Regions from separate parts of the Homo sapiens genome. Here region 2 is linked to region 1. The links are chromatin contacts, found by Hi-C or POLR2A ChIA-PET in ENCODE. All regions are on one chromosome and are shown on one strand. Each heading gives the region's core, a stretch centred on a gene start or an enhancer-like site at or near the end of the contact. The rest is flanking DNA. Distances are from core to core; before and after follow the strand shown. Region 1 has its middle 14 kb from the start of RPS6KL1. Region 2 has its middle 39 kb from the start of LINC01220.

What was found. A loop is a pair of places that touch in the nucleus more often than their neighbours do. ChIA-PET counts read pairs that join two places held with the same protein, here RNA polymerase II (POLR2A). Pooled maps may share reads with other maps.
Region 2: a loop to region 1 is called in a pooled map, with 2.1 times the contacts of the local background. The contact joins two enhancer-like sites. A Hi-C loop is called at or near these places in 1 of 50 pooled maps. POLR2A ChIA-PET finds 5 or more read pairs at or near these places in 2 of 52 experiments (CD4-positive, alpha-beta T cell and naive thymus-derived CD4-positive, alpha-beta T cell).

The regions. Positions count from the first base shown.
Region 1 is chr14:74,933,627-74,941,430 of GRCh38, forward strand. No RefSeq gene overlaps it. Among named protein-coding and RNA genes, the nearest start is that of RPS6KL1, 14 kb to the left of the region's middle. RefSeq lists an enhancer at 814-1,381. Within about 2 kb of position 6,370, at least 11 of the 41 ENCODE cell types and tissues checked have a DNase peak (open chromatin) inside an H3K27ac peak, as active enhancers do.
Region 2 is chr14:75,329,141-75,336,944 of GRCh38, forward strand. No RefSeq gene overlaps it. Among named protein-coding and RNA genes, the nearest start is that of LINC01220, 39 kb to the left of the region's middle. RefSeq lists enhancers at 1-16, 4,884-5,383. Within about 2 kb of position 5,196, at least 25 of the 41 ENCODE cell types and tissues checked have a DNase peak (open chromatin) inside an H3K27ac peak, as active enhancers do.

The DNA of each region.
Region 1 (7,804 bases), core at 5,120-7,619:
GGTCTTTGGATATAATGCACCATAATAAAAATTATGCCAAGAGATGTGATCCACTTTATCAAAAAGGAAATGTATTTGTTTTGTAGGTGCTCCACGTGGGGACACACGAGGGTCCACCACAATCTCCCAGGAGGGAGCTGGGTCCTGGGAGGAGGGCAGAGGGATCAGAGAGAGGGAGACCAGGGGGAGGAGTTTCTGGCCCCAATTTTGTACCAAAGCTGGAAAAAACAAAGTGTTGCTCATTCTTTGGATTTTGGAAAATTTGTGATAGATTATAAGACAGATTTTTTGGGGGGGTATTGAAGAAAGGTGTAACCACTCATTATCTGAAACCACAGGCTGAATTTACTGCATGCTTAAGCAAGGGACAGCTGTACTTGCAAGGCACAGCGTATCTCTGAGCAAAGCAGAGAATTAATCCCATACAGGTTTTGGGAAGTGTGTGGTTTAAGGATGGGTCAACGTGTGCTGGTTGATCTTTGGCACAGTCATTGGCATGCAGCTGTTGCCGACTGGTTATTTTCAGAAGCGTGGGGCTAGTCCTGATTGAGTGCATAGTTTCAGCAGCACAGTTACTGAAACACATGGCCATATAAACCAGGTTTATAATTGGTTCTAAGAGTCACTTGATATCATAGCCACATACCAATTAGTCTTTTCCTAAGAGGGTGGGCATGTTTTATTCTAGGGGGAAGAAGGGGAAGGGCAGATAGCTCTATATACACACAAAGAGGAAGGTCTCAGTAGAGCAGCCTGTGTGTCTTCTCCGCTGCTGGAGCTCATCTTGACTGGCCAGGGCTGGTTCCTAAGAAGGATCCCAGGCACCCAGAGCCTCCTGGGTTTGGATGTGAGAGGAAAGTCCTGTGACCTCCTTTGCCTCTCCCATGTCTGGAGAGAAGCTGTATTTCCGGCTAATCCAGGAGCGACAGCTCCAGGGTGCACCCCAGGTTCTGACATGGGGACTTGCAGCACCCCCCCAGGTTGGACCCTGACGTGCCTGGCACCCCTTGTGAACCCAAGACCTCAACTTCAGCTTCTCCGCACAGCAGCCATGGCCAGCTGTCAGCCGCCACCTCCTCCGAGAGGCTGGAATTCCTCGGGCAGATTTCTCACCCTCGCAGGACTTCTTTCCAGCGTGTCTGGCAAGTGAGAGGGCTTCGCAGGCCCCAGGAGAGGCTTGTGGCAGAGAGGGCTTTGAAAGGGAGAGGAGGAGGGAGGGTACTGCTGTTACAGCCCAAGCCTTAGGCCCCCGCTGAGGACGTCAGGTGGCCCATGTCTGGAAACACCCAGCGCTGTGGCCCACGTGGTGACTCTTGGGTGGCCCAGGCTGGGTGTGTGGGGGCAGGGCCTCAGAGAAGAGAGAAGGAGAAGGGGAAGACCGAGGGCTGGGGGTGGCGGTGGAGAGGCCACTGAGGACAGGGAGTGGAACAACCTTGCAGAGAGTGGTGCAGGGAGAAGTTACTAGAATGGCAGCACCCTCTCCCGCCACCCAGGCGACACCTCTCGGGGAACCCACCTCTGCGAGGGAGCCCTCAACTTCCTCCCGGCCTGACCTGCCTGCTCGAGGGTTTCCACGGTCACAAAGTTACCTCAGGGACTAGAAAAGAACCATCTTTTTGGCCTGGAGCCTCTGAGGTGGGGCCTCCTCGGCCTCAGTCACAGCCAAGGTCAGGGGGAAGGAGAGCGCCCCAGGCTTCCCTCAGGAAAAGGAAGGGTCCGGCTTCTTTAGGGAAACAGCTGCTGGGATCTGGTGCTGACAGACGGCCATCTTTCCACACCAAGGCTCTGGCCTGTCACCACCCTGTCTGGGGCCTCGAGTTCCCACCAGAGTTTTCATAGGGGCCTCTTCTGCTGACCCACCCAATCCACCCGCAGATGGTCTGGCCCGCCTCTCAGACTGGGAGCGGACCCAGCTCACTTCCCTACCGCCCCACTGCCCTTCTCTCTCTCCATCCTCAAGAGGAGGTGAGGTGGTGAGGGGCAGTGAGCACAGGCTTCGGATTCAATTCCACGTCAGTCACTTATGGTACAGTTTTAAATTCTGACTCGCTTAACTTACATGGCTTTGGACCAGCCTGGGCCTCAGCTCCTTCATTTGTAAGATGAGGAGGTGGAAATGGATTATTTGTAAACTTTCTTTCAGCCCTAAATTCCATGATCATATCATATTATTGTTTAATTTCTAATTTTTTTTTTTTAGAGACAGGGTCTCACTCTGTTGCCCAGGCTGGAGTGCAGTGACATCATAGCTTTCTGCAGCCTCAAACTCCTGGGATCAAGCAATCCTCCTGCCTCAGTCTCCCAAGTAGCTGGGACTACAGGTGTGCACCACCATACCTGGCTAATTTTTTTTTTTAATTTTAATTTAAGATGGCATCTCACCCTGTCACCCAAGCCGGAGTGTAGTGGCGCGATCTCAGCTCAGTGCAACCTGCACCTCCCAGGCTCAAGAGATTCTCCAGCCTCAGCCTCCTGAGTAGCTGGGGCTTGTAGCCCCATGCCCAGCAAATTTTTGTATTTCTTGTAGAGATGGGATTTCACCATGTTGCCCAGGCCAGTCTCAAACACCTGGGCTCAAGTGATTCACCTGCCTCGGCCTCCCAAAGTGGTGGGATTACGGCGTGAGCCACCATGCTCGGCCATAATTTAAAATTTTTTTGTAAAGACCTCAATTCATTGCCAAAGCAATCCTCTCGCTTTGGCCTCCCAAAGTGTTGAGATTACAGGCGTGAGCCACTGTGCCCGGCCACGTTATTGTTTAAAAAACATGCCTCTTGCAGCCTAGCACAGCCCTAACTCCCCAGCATGGCACCCGGGGCCCAGCCCGCCTACCAGCCTTAGCCATCACCCTCTGATTCACCTGCCTTAAGCATCAGCCAAACTGAACCGCTGGAGAGTCCCTGTACAGGTAGGGGTTTTGCCAGCTCTGGGGTCTTTGTTAATGGGTTGCCTCCACCTAGAATGGCTTCCCCAGTCATCTCCCCAGACCCAAATCTTGCCTACTCTTCAAGTCACAGCTCAAATGCCACCAGCTTTGCAAAGCCAGTTCTGATGTTCCCCAGCTGCAGGTCATCTCAGGTGGCTTTAGCAGCTCTTCAGCTGCATTCTTTTAGCTACATGGCCTGCTTTCCTTCTATTCTAATCACCTGTGTATATCTGATTCCGCTGACGAACTTTTTAAGGTCAGCGACAATGTCTTATTTCTCTCTGCGTAACCCTAGCTAATCGAGGTGCTCCCCTGGGTTCAGTCTCTGCCTAGTGTCTCACTGAGTGGGCGTCTCTCAAAGAACATTCGGGCCTGCAATGTTAGGGAGCATGACAGTGCTTCCTCAAAGCCCTTCTCAAACTGTCTTATATCAATAGAGACTCCACAGCAAAACCCCAAACTCCTTCTCTAGTCCCAGCCCCGAGGCCTTTTATTTCCCTCTGCCTACCTGCTTGCTTTCTCTTTCCTAGCTGTTAGGTAGACCAGCTTAGCCCTCCAGCTGTGATCTCTCTCCTTATTCCCCTTATTTATTGCAGAATAGAATTTTCTTTAGTAGGTAGGGAAGACTTTTGCTTGCTAATATACTTTGCCCTGTCATACATGTATCTACTACAAAATACCTAGGCCTTGTAGACTCAAAAAATGCTCATGAGTGAATAAATGATCAGGGTTACCAGCCCACGTGCATGATTAAGACCAAACAATCTACTTCTCTCTATCCTTGTTACTTCTCCCTAGACCAAACCACCATAATTGGTTGCCTGGCTTCTCCACAGCCTTTGAAGTGGTATTTGTACTCTAAGTTTTACACTCCTAGAGACCATTTTCCACATAGTGGGTGGAGTGATTGTTCAAAAATGTACCTAATGGCTGGGTGTGGTGGCTCACGCCTGTAATCCTAACACTTTGGGAGGCTGAGGTGGGTGGATCACTTGAGGTCAGGAGTTTGAGACCAGCCTGGCCAACATGGCAAAACCCTGTCTCTAATAAAAACACAAAAATTAGCCAGGTGTGGTGGTGTGCACCTGTAGTCCTAGCTACTCAGGAGGCTGAGGCATGAGAATCGCTTGAACCCGGCAGGTGGAGGCTGCAGTGAGCGGAGATTGTGCCACTGCACTCTAGCATGGGTGACAGAGTGAAACCCTGTCTCAAAAAGAAAAAAATGTATCTAATGTCATTTCATTCCCCTGTTTGAAACTCTGCAGTGGTTTATCTCACATTATAACAAAATTTGAACTCCTTACCCTGACTTGCAAAGCCCTTTATGGTCTGGCCCCTGGCTACTTCCAACATCACATCCCATATCCCCCCTCCCTGCCCATCATGCTCCAGCCACACTGGGGTTCCTTCCAGCACTTTCCACCAGCTGTGCCCTCTGGAGTGCTCTTATCCCTGATCTTTACATGACCAACTCCTTCTTGTCCTTCAAACTTTACCATCAATGTCATCTCCACAGAGATGCCATCCATAACCTCCTGACCTAGAGTACCTTCCCCCCAACGCTATCTCTTCACCTTTCCTTATTTTCTGTTCTGGTTTCTTATTGCTGCATAACAAACTACCTCAAAACAATTTGTTATTATAGTATTTTATGTTTCTGTGCATCAAGGAAATCAAACGGCACAGTGGATACAGCTTGTCTTTGCTCTGTAAGATCTGGGGCATCTGCTAAGATAACTGTAATGGCTGCGGGTTGGAATAGCTTGGGGTTGGCTGAGTCTCTCTCTCTCTCTCTTTTTCCACATCTCTATACGGCCAGCTTGAGCTTCCTTCCAACATGGTGACCTCAGGGTAGTTGGACATCTTACATGATAGCATAGGGTTCCAACAGACCAAGGCAGAAGCTGCCAGTCCTCTTGAAAGCTAGACTTGAAACAAGTATAGGGTCTCTTCTGCTATAGTCTACTGATCAACGCAGACCCAGGCCAATTCAGATTCAAACAGAGGGAAGACACTTCACCTCTTAAGAGGAGGAATGTAAAATAATTCAAGAGCATCTCTAATATGAGAGAACGCATTTTGGCAGCAAGACATTTTCTTATTAATGTATTTGTTTATATGGGTAACTTGCTTATTGAGCAAGTTTTTTTCCCCCTTCCATCATTGCTTCTAGATGAACTATGTTGGTTCTCCTTTTTCTGTCCCGTAACAGTATCTTGGGCAGATCTTCTAGTATTCCTGTTGCTTTAGCTTATTAAAGGCCCAGCCCCATCTAGGCTGGTCCATCTAACCAAGACTAACCATTTCCCTTCCCCAGGCAGGGTCTGGATTTGGCCCAGGGGAGTGGGGAGGGGTGTAGTTTGCCCCTGTACCCCCACTCCTCTCTCTCTCTCCTCCTCCTTTTCTCTCCCCTTTTCTCTTCTTTCACACAGATGGGGAGGGAGAGCTTTCAGGAAAGTCCCTGTCAGCTGTGGCCATTTCTTCTCTGGCTATGAATGTTCCCGGCATGATGGCGTTCAGATGCTAACTCTCTTGTGGGTTCACCACAGGGCCACCTCGCACCACTGTTCCCTGATGTGAGAGGTCCCTTCAGCTCTATATCTCTCACCCCACCACTCAGCCACTGCCCCAACCTCCACCCAACAGCCTACCGACTGTGGGTCTGCACAGCTGCAGGCCTCCCTCTTGGGAGGACATGGACAAGACAGCTCAAGGACATGCACCTTCCGCCATGTCCACCTGACCCATGGGCAACGACTGCTGGGTGCCCCAAGGAGTCCCTGCCCTGTCTGTCTCTGCCTCTTCAATCCTGCCCTCCCCCAACCTCCCTGTCCAGATGGCGCGTGGGCTGATCTCAACAGCAAATCCAGATCCAGGGAGAGGAGGGGAGGGAGTCAGCACCCCAGGACTCCAGTGACCCATCTCCCTCTCTCTTCCTTCCCCTGTCCTGGTCTTCTGCTTATGGAGACTGAGGAAGGGGGTGCTGGGAGATTTGGGGGCATAGCAGAATTGCTTTAACCATCTCTTAATAAATCCTGTAGGCAAATGGGCCTAGTCTCAAATGGTTCCTTTGTTTTAGAATATGGGGTACTCAAGGCCCTTTTTCCTTAGCTCTGAGTCCGGCCACCCATTCGAGCAGCAGAAAAGGCCCACCCAGTACCCTCTGGCACTAGAGCATGGGCTGTCTCTCCCCTCGCATGTGTGGTCCACGAGAGCAGGGTCCTGTGTGTCTGTCCCCACTGGATCCTGGATGCCTAGTCAGTGTCTAGGACACAGAGGGTGCTCCACAAATAGATGACAAGCAAATCCCTCTAGGACCTAAATGGCTGGAACGGCTGCCAATATAGTCAAGTAGGCCAGCTGGCTCCTTCCTACCCATTCCTGCTGCGAGGCTCCTGCCCACGGATGTGGAGTTTTGCTTCTGGCTTCCAGGAGCTTTTCTGGTTTCTGTCTTGCTCTCTACAGGGGTCACTGGCCTGGGTCGGGAGGCTGCCCGCCATGTGGGTGACCTTATGGAGCCAAAAGCCTTGAAGATGCTACCGGGCCTGGGTTGGGGTCCTCAGGGCTGAGCTAGAGGCCTGGCCAGTGGGAGGGGATGGGTGCTCTTCCCAGTTCACAGTGGGTCAAAGGCAACAGCTCAGAACAGCTGCAGCTAAAGAGAGGAGAGGCAGGAGAGGAAGTGCATTTCTTTGGCAAAGTATGTCTCCTGGGGCTGACTCACACCCGTCTATGACCACAGCCAGAAGCACATTCTGACCAGCGTGTCCTGCAGAGTCCCCAGGCCTCGGTGAACAGGGCACCAAGGACAGCTGCCTCAGCAGGGCCACCCCACTCCGCTGGACATCCCCAGCTCCCCTCAAAGCCCCAGGCAGGCCCCTGTGCCCCTGGGTCCCTGTGGGTTTCTCCTCAGCAGCCTCAAATGAGGAAGTGAGGCTGAGGAGAGAATGGGGGAACTTCTCTTCCCCCAATACATATAGCAGCATATAACATCAAAGACACAGACACACAGACACACACACACACACACACACACACACACACACACACACACACCCCTTGCAGGTCAGAAGCAGAGTGGAGTTTGATAGTAAGTGGTTTGGATTAAAAAAAAAATAGGCCTGGCATGGTGGCTCATGCCTGTCATCCCAGCACTTTGGGAGGCTGAGGCGGGTGGATCACTTGAGGTCAGGAGTTCAAGACCAGCTTGGTCAACATGGTGAAACCCTGTCTCTACTAAAAATACAAAAATTAGCCGGGCATGGTGGCGCACGCCTGTAATCCCAGCTACTCAGAAGGCTGAGGCAGGAGAATCGCTTGAACCTGGGAGGTGGAGGTTGCAGTGAGCCGAGATTGTGGCACTGCACTCCAGCCTGGGCGACAGAAGGAGACTCCGTCTCAAAAAAAAAACCATTAAAAAATAATAAGAAGATTTATTTTTTTCCTGCCAAAGCACTGAGGAGGAAGACGGAAGGAACTGGGGGGTAAAAGGCAGAGAAATCCGGGCAGCATCTGCTGGTCCTTGCGTCTGTTCAGCAGCCCGAGCAGGCTATACGTGCTGCCGTTCAGCGCCCTGAGACCCAGCCCAGGATGTCTATCAGGAGGGCCGGAGGAGTTCGGGAGTCCTTGCGGCACTGGGCTGGGGCAGCCCTAAGCCCTGGGAGAGGAGGAGATTGTGCTCTTGATGCTGTTAAAAAGTGGCTGGGACCAGCCTCTCCTCAACTTTGGAAACAAAACTACATCTTGGGAGCTCCTCGTTAGGGAAGGGGCGACCCCAGGGTGCTGTAGAAGCAGGTTGGGCGACCTCCGGGGCAGCCTTGAAGTGGCCTCCACAGGAACAGTCTCCAGTGACCACCCAGGGCCACCGAGACTTGAGCCTGG
Region 2 (7,804 bases), core at 3,946-6,445, 390 kb after region 1:
CAAGGCTGTTTATGAGTATTGGGCTACTTTTTAGAATCCAAATCTTTTTTTCTTTTAGAGGTTAAGTCATTCATTTATTCATTTATTAAATATTTATTGAGCTAGAAGCTAGGTCCTGTGAATACAAAGTTTACCTGTTCATTGGGCAAACATCCATTGGATACCCTACATACAGGCCCTGTAGCAGGGGCTGGGGGTACAGCTGTGAAGCAGAAAGAGGAATGGGCCCTCCCATCTCAGACCTGGTGAGGAATAAGAGGCACATGAATGGCCCCTTATAATATAGGGTGGAAAGTGCTCAGAGGGATCTCCTAGGGTGTTAAGAAAGTTCTTAGTAAGAACCCAGAGCTAGACTTGGGAGTTCAGGAGGAAGCAGCAACTAAGCTAAGGCTGACATAAGCAGAAACTGTCCAGGTGAGGAGGTAGATAGTAGAGAGGTGGGAGGGAGAGTTGTTCCAGGCAGAGGAGAAATCATGTGCTGGAGGAGATAGGCTGAGTTATGCTGTAGTAAAAGAAAAAGATGCAAAACTCTCAATGGCTTCACATGAAAAAAGTTTATTCTCACTTGCAGGGAGTCTGATGTGCATTCAGAGCCACTGCCCTCCATGGGGTGACTCAGTGATCCAGGGTGCTTTCGTCTCAAGACTCTGTCATCTCAACATGTGGCTGGGGAGGAAGAGACAGAGAGAGAGCGAGAGAGGCCAGGTGCGGTGGCTCACTCCTGTAATCCCAGCACTTTGGGAGACCAAAGCTGGTGGATCACTTGAGGTCAGGAGTTTGAGACCAGCCTGGCCAACATGGCGAAACCCCATCTCTACTAAAAATACAAAAATTAGCCAGGCATGGTGGCACATGCCTGTAATCCCAGCTACTCAGGAAGCTGAGGGAGGAGAATCGCTTGAACCCGGGGGGCAGAGGTTGCAGTGAGCCGAGATCATGCCACTGCACTCCAGCTCCAGACTGGGTGACAGAGCGAGACTCTGTCAAAAAAAAAAAGAAAAAGAAAAAGAGAGAGAGAGAATGATTTAGCCTTGGAGTGATCATCCAACTTCTGCTCATGACCCATTGTCCAGAACCAGTGACCCAGTTCCATCTAAATGCTACAGGGCTAGGAATGTAGGGGAGCCCATGTGATATTTGGTGGGCAGTGCTGTCTGTGCCACAGAAAGAGTAAGGCATGCTGGGAAACTGCAAGTCCTTCCAAGTGGCTAGAGCTTATTGAGTGTGTGTGTGTGTGTGTGTGTGTGTGTGTGTGTGTGCGTTGGGGATTAGTAGGCAGGGTTGGAGAGAGAAATGATAGGGAGTGAGGTGAGTTGAGGTCAGTCACAAAGGGGCTTTGTAAGCCATGTTCAATGTTGAAGAATTTGAACTTTAGGGCGACATGGAAGAATTTTATTAGGATATGATAGGATTATATTGGCATTTTAGAAAGATCAGACTTTCATATGGAGACTTGGGATGGAGGGGGCAAGATTGGAGAACAGCGAAGAAGCTTTTGCTGTCATTAGGAGAGAGGCAATGGTGCCCTGAACAAGGAAGGGGCTGTAGGGATGAGGGAGGTGGGAACATTCAAGGCTTATGTAGGAAGTGAAATCAGTAGCTGAAGTGCAGGAGAAGAGGGGTGAAGGGTAGACCTCGTATTTGTGGGTTGAGCGACTGAGTGGAGGGTTCTGTTTACCTGCTCAGGCATGGCAGGAAGAGTAAGTTTAGGGGAAAGACAATGTGTTCAGTTTTGGACACGGTGAATTTCAGGGGTCTGTAGAACACCCAAGGGGAGAAGTTCAGAAGGCATTTGCCTTGTTCAAGGCATTTGGCTATAAGAGTCTGGTGCTGGGGAGTGTGAGGTTGGTGATGTTGATTCGGGAGTCATGAGCATATAGGTGGTATTTGAAGTCCTAATGATGGAAAGTTGAATGAAACATTATCCCTGGGCCAGGCGTGGTGGCTCATGCCTGTAATCCCAGGATTTCGGGAGGCCAAGGCAGAAGGACTGCTTGAGCCCAGGAGTTCAGGACCAGCCTGGGTAAGATGGTGAGACCCTGTCTCTACCAAAATTTTTTAGAAATTAACTGGATGTGGTGGCACGTACATGTGGCTATTTAGGAAGCTGAAGCGGGAGGATCCTTTGAGCCCAGGAGTTTGAAGTGCCAGTGAGGTATAATTGTATCACTCTACTCCAGCCTGGCCAACAGAGCGAGACCTTGTCTCAAAAAAATAAAAATAAAAAATAAAGTCCCTGCTCTCAAGTAGTTAAAAGTTTAGTGTGGGGTGGGGGCTAGGCATGCAAGGAACAATTGGATTTCAAGGTGAACTGTATAACACAGAGGTATGTACAGGGCTCAGTGGTGACACAAGGCCTGGGAGGGTCAGAGAAAGCTTTAGAGAAGAGGGGCTGAAACTGAGTAAGAGCTTGGCAGGTGGACTGGGGAAGGCCAGTCTATGTGGAGGGCAGAGCAAGTGCAAAGGCATGGAGATGCCAAAGCAGCACTGCCCAGCCAAGAAGTTCTGTTTTCTGGAGCATTTCAGTGTGCTCATCTAAGGAAGAGGCAGCAGAAGCACTTGAGATCTTTGAGGAAACACTTGTCCATCAACATCTGTGTAGTGCGTGTTGAATACCCATGGCCTAGCTTTACACAGATGAAGGGTTTGTGATAAGGTGGCATTAAAAAAGAAATTAAACATTTTATTTTATTATTATTTTTTGTTTGTTTTTGTTTTTTGAAATGCAGTCTCACTCTGTCACCCAGGCTTGAGGGCAGCGGCATGATCTCCGCTCACTGTAACCTCTGCCTCTGGGGTTCAAGAGATCCTCCCACCTCAGCCTCCCAAGTAGCTGGGATTACAGGCACCCGCCACCATGCCCAGCTAATTTTTCTATTTTTAGTAGAGACGGGGTTTTGCCATGTTGGCCAGGCTGGTCTCAAACTACTGACCTCAAGTGATCCACCCACCTCAGCCTCCCAAAGTGCTGGGATTACAGGCATGAGTCACTGCACCTGGCCAAAATAAATAAATAAATAAAATAAAAATAAACATTTAAAAAGTCATTTTTAATCATTTTTTCAAACACATAAAAATGTAGAAAAAATAACACAATAAATCCATGTGTATTTATCACCCAGGTTCAATAATTTCTAATGTTTTGCCAATATTTGTTCATTAATTCATTTCTCCCTTTTTGGAAGGCTGGAGAATTAATTTAACTTTATATTACGGAGGCAGTAGACAGAAGAGTATAATGAACCCTCATCTACTCATTACCTAGTCCCAAGAAATATTGACCCAAGGCCATTCCTTCCCTATCCATGTCCCATCTGCTTAATCCCCTCCCATATTACTTTGAAGCAAACTCATGACACCATATCATTTCACCTGGAAATATGTTAAAGAATGTATCTCTAAAGATAAGGACTTTAAAAATACCACTGTAATATCATTGTCACCTGCAACAAGATGAACACTAATTTATCAGGTGGTGTTTTGAAAACTCAGGGGAGGTGTTTGGTAAAGCCACAAAATCCTGAGATCTTGCATAAATGTGTTTCAGGAAGCAATTATGGATGTCCAGGTTGGTATAGACCCGATGTCTTCAACAAGACTACACTGCATAAGCCAGGGTGACGGGGTGGAGAAGGAGCCAGAGTGAATTAGGGACAAGTAGGGTTGTGGTGTAGGAGGCTGGGTCAGAGTTTTAGCAGCCAAGAGAAGGGGGTGCAGGGTGCACAGGGAGCTTCCTCAGCCCCACTCAGTGCTCCAGCAGGCAGGAGGCAGTCGTCCAAAGGAGATAAAGTGAAGAAGGGATGGAGCAGGAAGGAGAGAGAGGTGTAAGGAGGAGGAGGTGTATGCAGAGAGAGGAGCTGATATTGAGGAAGAAAATGAGGAGGAGGAGAGCAAAAATAAATAACGACTGAGCACCTATGACCCACCAGATGTCAGGGGCACTACTTCTGCCCCCCTCCAGATTTCCAGGAGTGGGGCTCACCCCAAACAAGCTTGACCTCTTGATCGTCCTCTCAGGGAGTTGCTCTATTGGTGGGTCGAGGTTAGGGACATGTACTATGAAGGTATAAACTGTGTGGTTTTTTTTTTTGAGACGGAGTTTCTCTCTTGTTGCCCAGGCTGGAGTGCAATGGCGCGATCTCAGCTCACCGCAACCTCCGCCTCCCTAGTTCAAGCCATTCTCCTGCCTCAGCCTCCCGAGTAGCTGGGATTGCAGGCATGTGCTACCAGGCCCAGATAATTTTTTTTTTCTTTTTTCTTTTTTTTTCTTTTTTTTTTTTTTTTTTTGTATTTTTAGTAGAGACAGGGTTTCTCCATGTTGGTCAGGCTGGTCTCTAACTCCCAACTTCAGGTGATCTGCCCGCCTCGGCCTCCCAAAGTGCTGGGATTACAGGCGTGAGCCAGCACGCCCGGCCGTATAACTGCTTTTATAAGGAAGGAGGGCTATGTGTCTTTAGCAGAAGAGGGGCAGGGTTCCAGCCCATGCCTTGAGAGCAACCTCCACCAGGGCCTTGGCAGAGCCAGGGTGACATCCACCAAAGCAAAGGAGGAGGAAGGCAGCAGAAATGAAGGGGGTGGTCCTCTCACTGGAGGGGTGCAGCGAGGCAGCAGTCTCCCCGGAGGGGCTGGTGGCAAGCGCACCCCCAGCGCCCTCCAGCTTTATTTTTGGCAGGGCAGGAAATGTGTGTGTGTCTGTGGGTGACCTGGGGAGGAGGGGAGGGGGGGTAAGAGGGTCCCTGGATTTTGGTAAATCTGCGGGGGTTGTGGGGGGTTTCCGGAGCCCCCGGGGTAGGGGTAGGGATGGGGGCAGCCCCGGGCAGTGCTGAGCGCAGCTGTTGCGGGTACGGTCATGTCCAACTCCTTCCCAGCTGGAAACGCTGCGGCGGGTGGTATCACCAGTGGACAGGCGAACTTCAGGCCAGAGAGTGCCTTCCTCCAGGGCTTTAGGGGAAAAGGGCGACGAGGCCGTGGTGGTCGGCGCCCTGAATACCCCGAGGGGCCAGGGCCCCTTTTTCTACATGAAGACCTGGGCCCGTTCCCTCCCGGGTTCTTCCACTCCCATCTCAGCCAAGTGCTGATCTAATAACTCAGTGGAAGCGCCCAGAGAAGAACAGGGTCGCCGTGGTTAGAGACGCTGTTCCCCTCCGCGCCTGACTCCGCAGTTACTTTGTTACTTAACCGCCCTTCTGCTCATTTGACAAGCCCTGAGCGCACATTTGCAGAGCTTCCTTCCGGGACTTCGTGGCACGGATTGCAAGAGGCCCCTACTCTGGCAAGGACTTGACTCAGGGAAATTCTTTCTGTCCTTTCTTACTAGAAAAGGCATAAATTGGAGGTGAGCCTCCTTGATTAGAATGGGCACAATGGCTGGTGGCCACGAGACCCAGAAGAGGTCACTGGTGGTGTTGCTTCCCAGACAGCCAGCCAATGTTGGTGAGACTACAGTGAAAAGAGGCAGATTGAACTAACCAGACCTGGGACTTGTCTTCATCTGCAAACGGTAGTAACAGCGGTTAACCCCCTGAGCGCTTCTGACATGCTGAACGCTGTTCCAAGCCCTGCTCTAATGCATCGAAGGCATGTTCTAAACATGCATTATCTAATAACGCTATTCCCGAGTTTACAGATGAAGAATCACAGCCACTAAGAGATGACATCACTTGGTGAAGGTCACATAGCTTCTGGGGCCAGGGTTCTGTTTTGCCTTTGTGAAGAACAGTGAACATGCTCTGCACTTTTCTAAAGTAGAAAAATGAGCTGATGTCAGGGATTCTTTCAAGAAGGCAAATTTCAGAGCTGTTGCTGAGATCACGACCCATTCAGCAAAGTGTCCCAAACGCTGAATGCACTTCTGAGTCTCTGGTTTCACTTTGCAGCACTCGGCATAACTGATGCTCCCAATAATGACCTTCAACCACCAAGGAAACGTTCATTTATATTTTGCAAGCTCTGTTTAATGGATGAAGGAGTAACAAGTTTTAAAAAAGATTTTGATCAACACGGTGGCTCATGCCTGTAATCCCAGCAGTTTGGGAGGCCGAGGCGGGTGGATCACTTGAGATCAGGAGTTCAAGACCAGCCTGGCCAATATGGCGAAACCCTGTCTCTACTAAAAAACATGAAAATTAGCCGGGTGTGATGGCGGGTGCCTGTAGTCTCAGTTACTCAGGAGGCTGAGGCAGGAGAATCGCTTGAACCTGGGAGGTAGAGGTTGCAGTGAGCCGAGATCACGCCACTGCACTCCAGCTTGGGCGACAGAGTGAGACTCTGATTCACACACAAACCAAAAAAAAAAAAAAAAAAAAAAAAAAAGATTTTGATCAAAACCAAATCACTAAAGTTAAACACTTGAAAGAATTAACCCTGTCTTTGTAAAGCTTGGCTACCCTGGTAACTCATGCCAGGGACACTTAGCTTTAAAATTGTCCCCTCTGGAGGGGCTTTGCTCTTATGCCACAAGTATTGCTGCTGCGTCTGCGAAACAGGAAGGAGCAGCATCTCCCCATTATTTCCCTGACGAGTACCCCTAGAAGATGGTGGAGTCCACGTGGTCAAGTTCTCTTTCTTCCACTGGCCTAAGTCTGAAATTCCCCAAACACCTGGAGCCTTGCAATGCTGGGCAGCCGGCAGTTTCCCCAGCAGTTGCCCTGGCATCTTGCCCCCTTTACACAAAGCAATCACTGTTGCAGAAAATGAGGGTCCTGTGATCATTTGGCTCCACCCCCCTGCCTGGCATTTGCGTGGGAGAAGGGACTTTCTTTCTTTTTGACAATAGATTCTGATCACAAACCAGGCCCCTTTCAGAGAAACAGCTCCCATGGAATGACTCTGCCTAGAGGTAAGAACTGAGGGGCACAACAGAAGTGATTTCTCGCTCCCCACCCTCATGGCCATCAATGCTCAGTCAGGCCCCTATCCTTGAATTTGTTTCAAACGGTGGCATATCTGGTCCCTGGCCAGTGGGACAGGCACCCTGTAGTTAGTGGTCTAGATTTTCAGCCTTACCTCAAAATGCAGGTGCAGGCCAGGTGCGGTGGCTCCAGCCTGTACTCTCAGCACTTTGGGAGGCCAAGGCAGGTAGACCACCTGAGGTTGGGAGTTTGAGACCAGCCTGGCCAATGTGGCGAAATCCTGTTTCTACTAAAAATACAAAAATTAGCTGGGCATGGTGGCATGTGCCTATAATTCCAGCTACTCAGAAGGCTGAGGCAGGAGAATCACTTGAACTCAGGAGGTGGAGGTTGCAGTGAGCCAAGATTGTGCCATTGCACTCCAGCCTGGGTGACAAAGTGAGACTCTGTCTCAAAAAAAAAAAAAAAAAAAGTAGGTGTAGTGATCCTTTCTTACAGGTAACATTTCCTTGCTAAGAAATGAACACTGGTATAATATACTATAACTAAACTACAGACTGTGGATTTCTCCAGTTTTTCCACTAATGTCCTTTTCCTGTCACAGGATGTAATCCAGGATACCATATTGCATTTACTTGTCGTGTCTTCTCTCACCTGTGAAAAGTTTCTTAGTTGTTCCTTATTGTTCATAACTTTGACACTTTCAGGTATTTTATTGAGTGTTTGGGTTTATCTAATGTTTTCTCATAATTAGACCAGGGTTATGGATTTTTTAGAAGAAAAGTCCTTTCTTCTTTGCATGCCATAAGGAGGTACATGATATCAACATGGCTTATCAATGGTGAAGTTAACTTTATTTGCATGGTTAAGGTGGCTCTGCCGTTTCTCCACTGTGAAGTTACTGTTTTTCCCTTTCTGTATTCTACTTATTAGAAGTGGGTCAATAAGTCTAG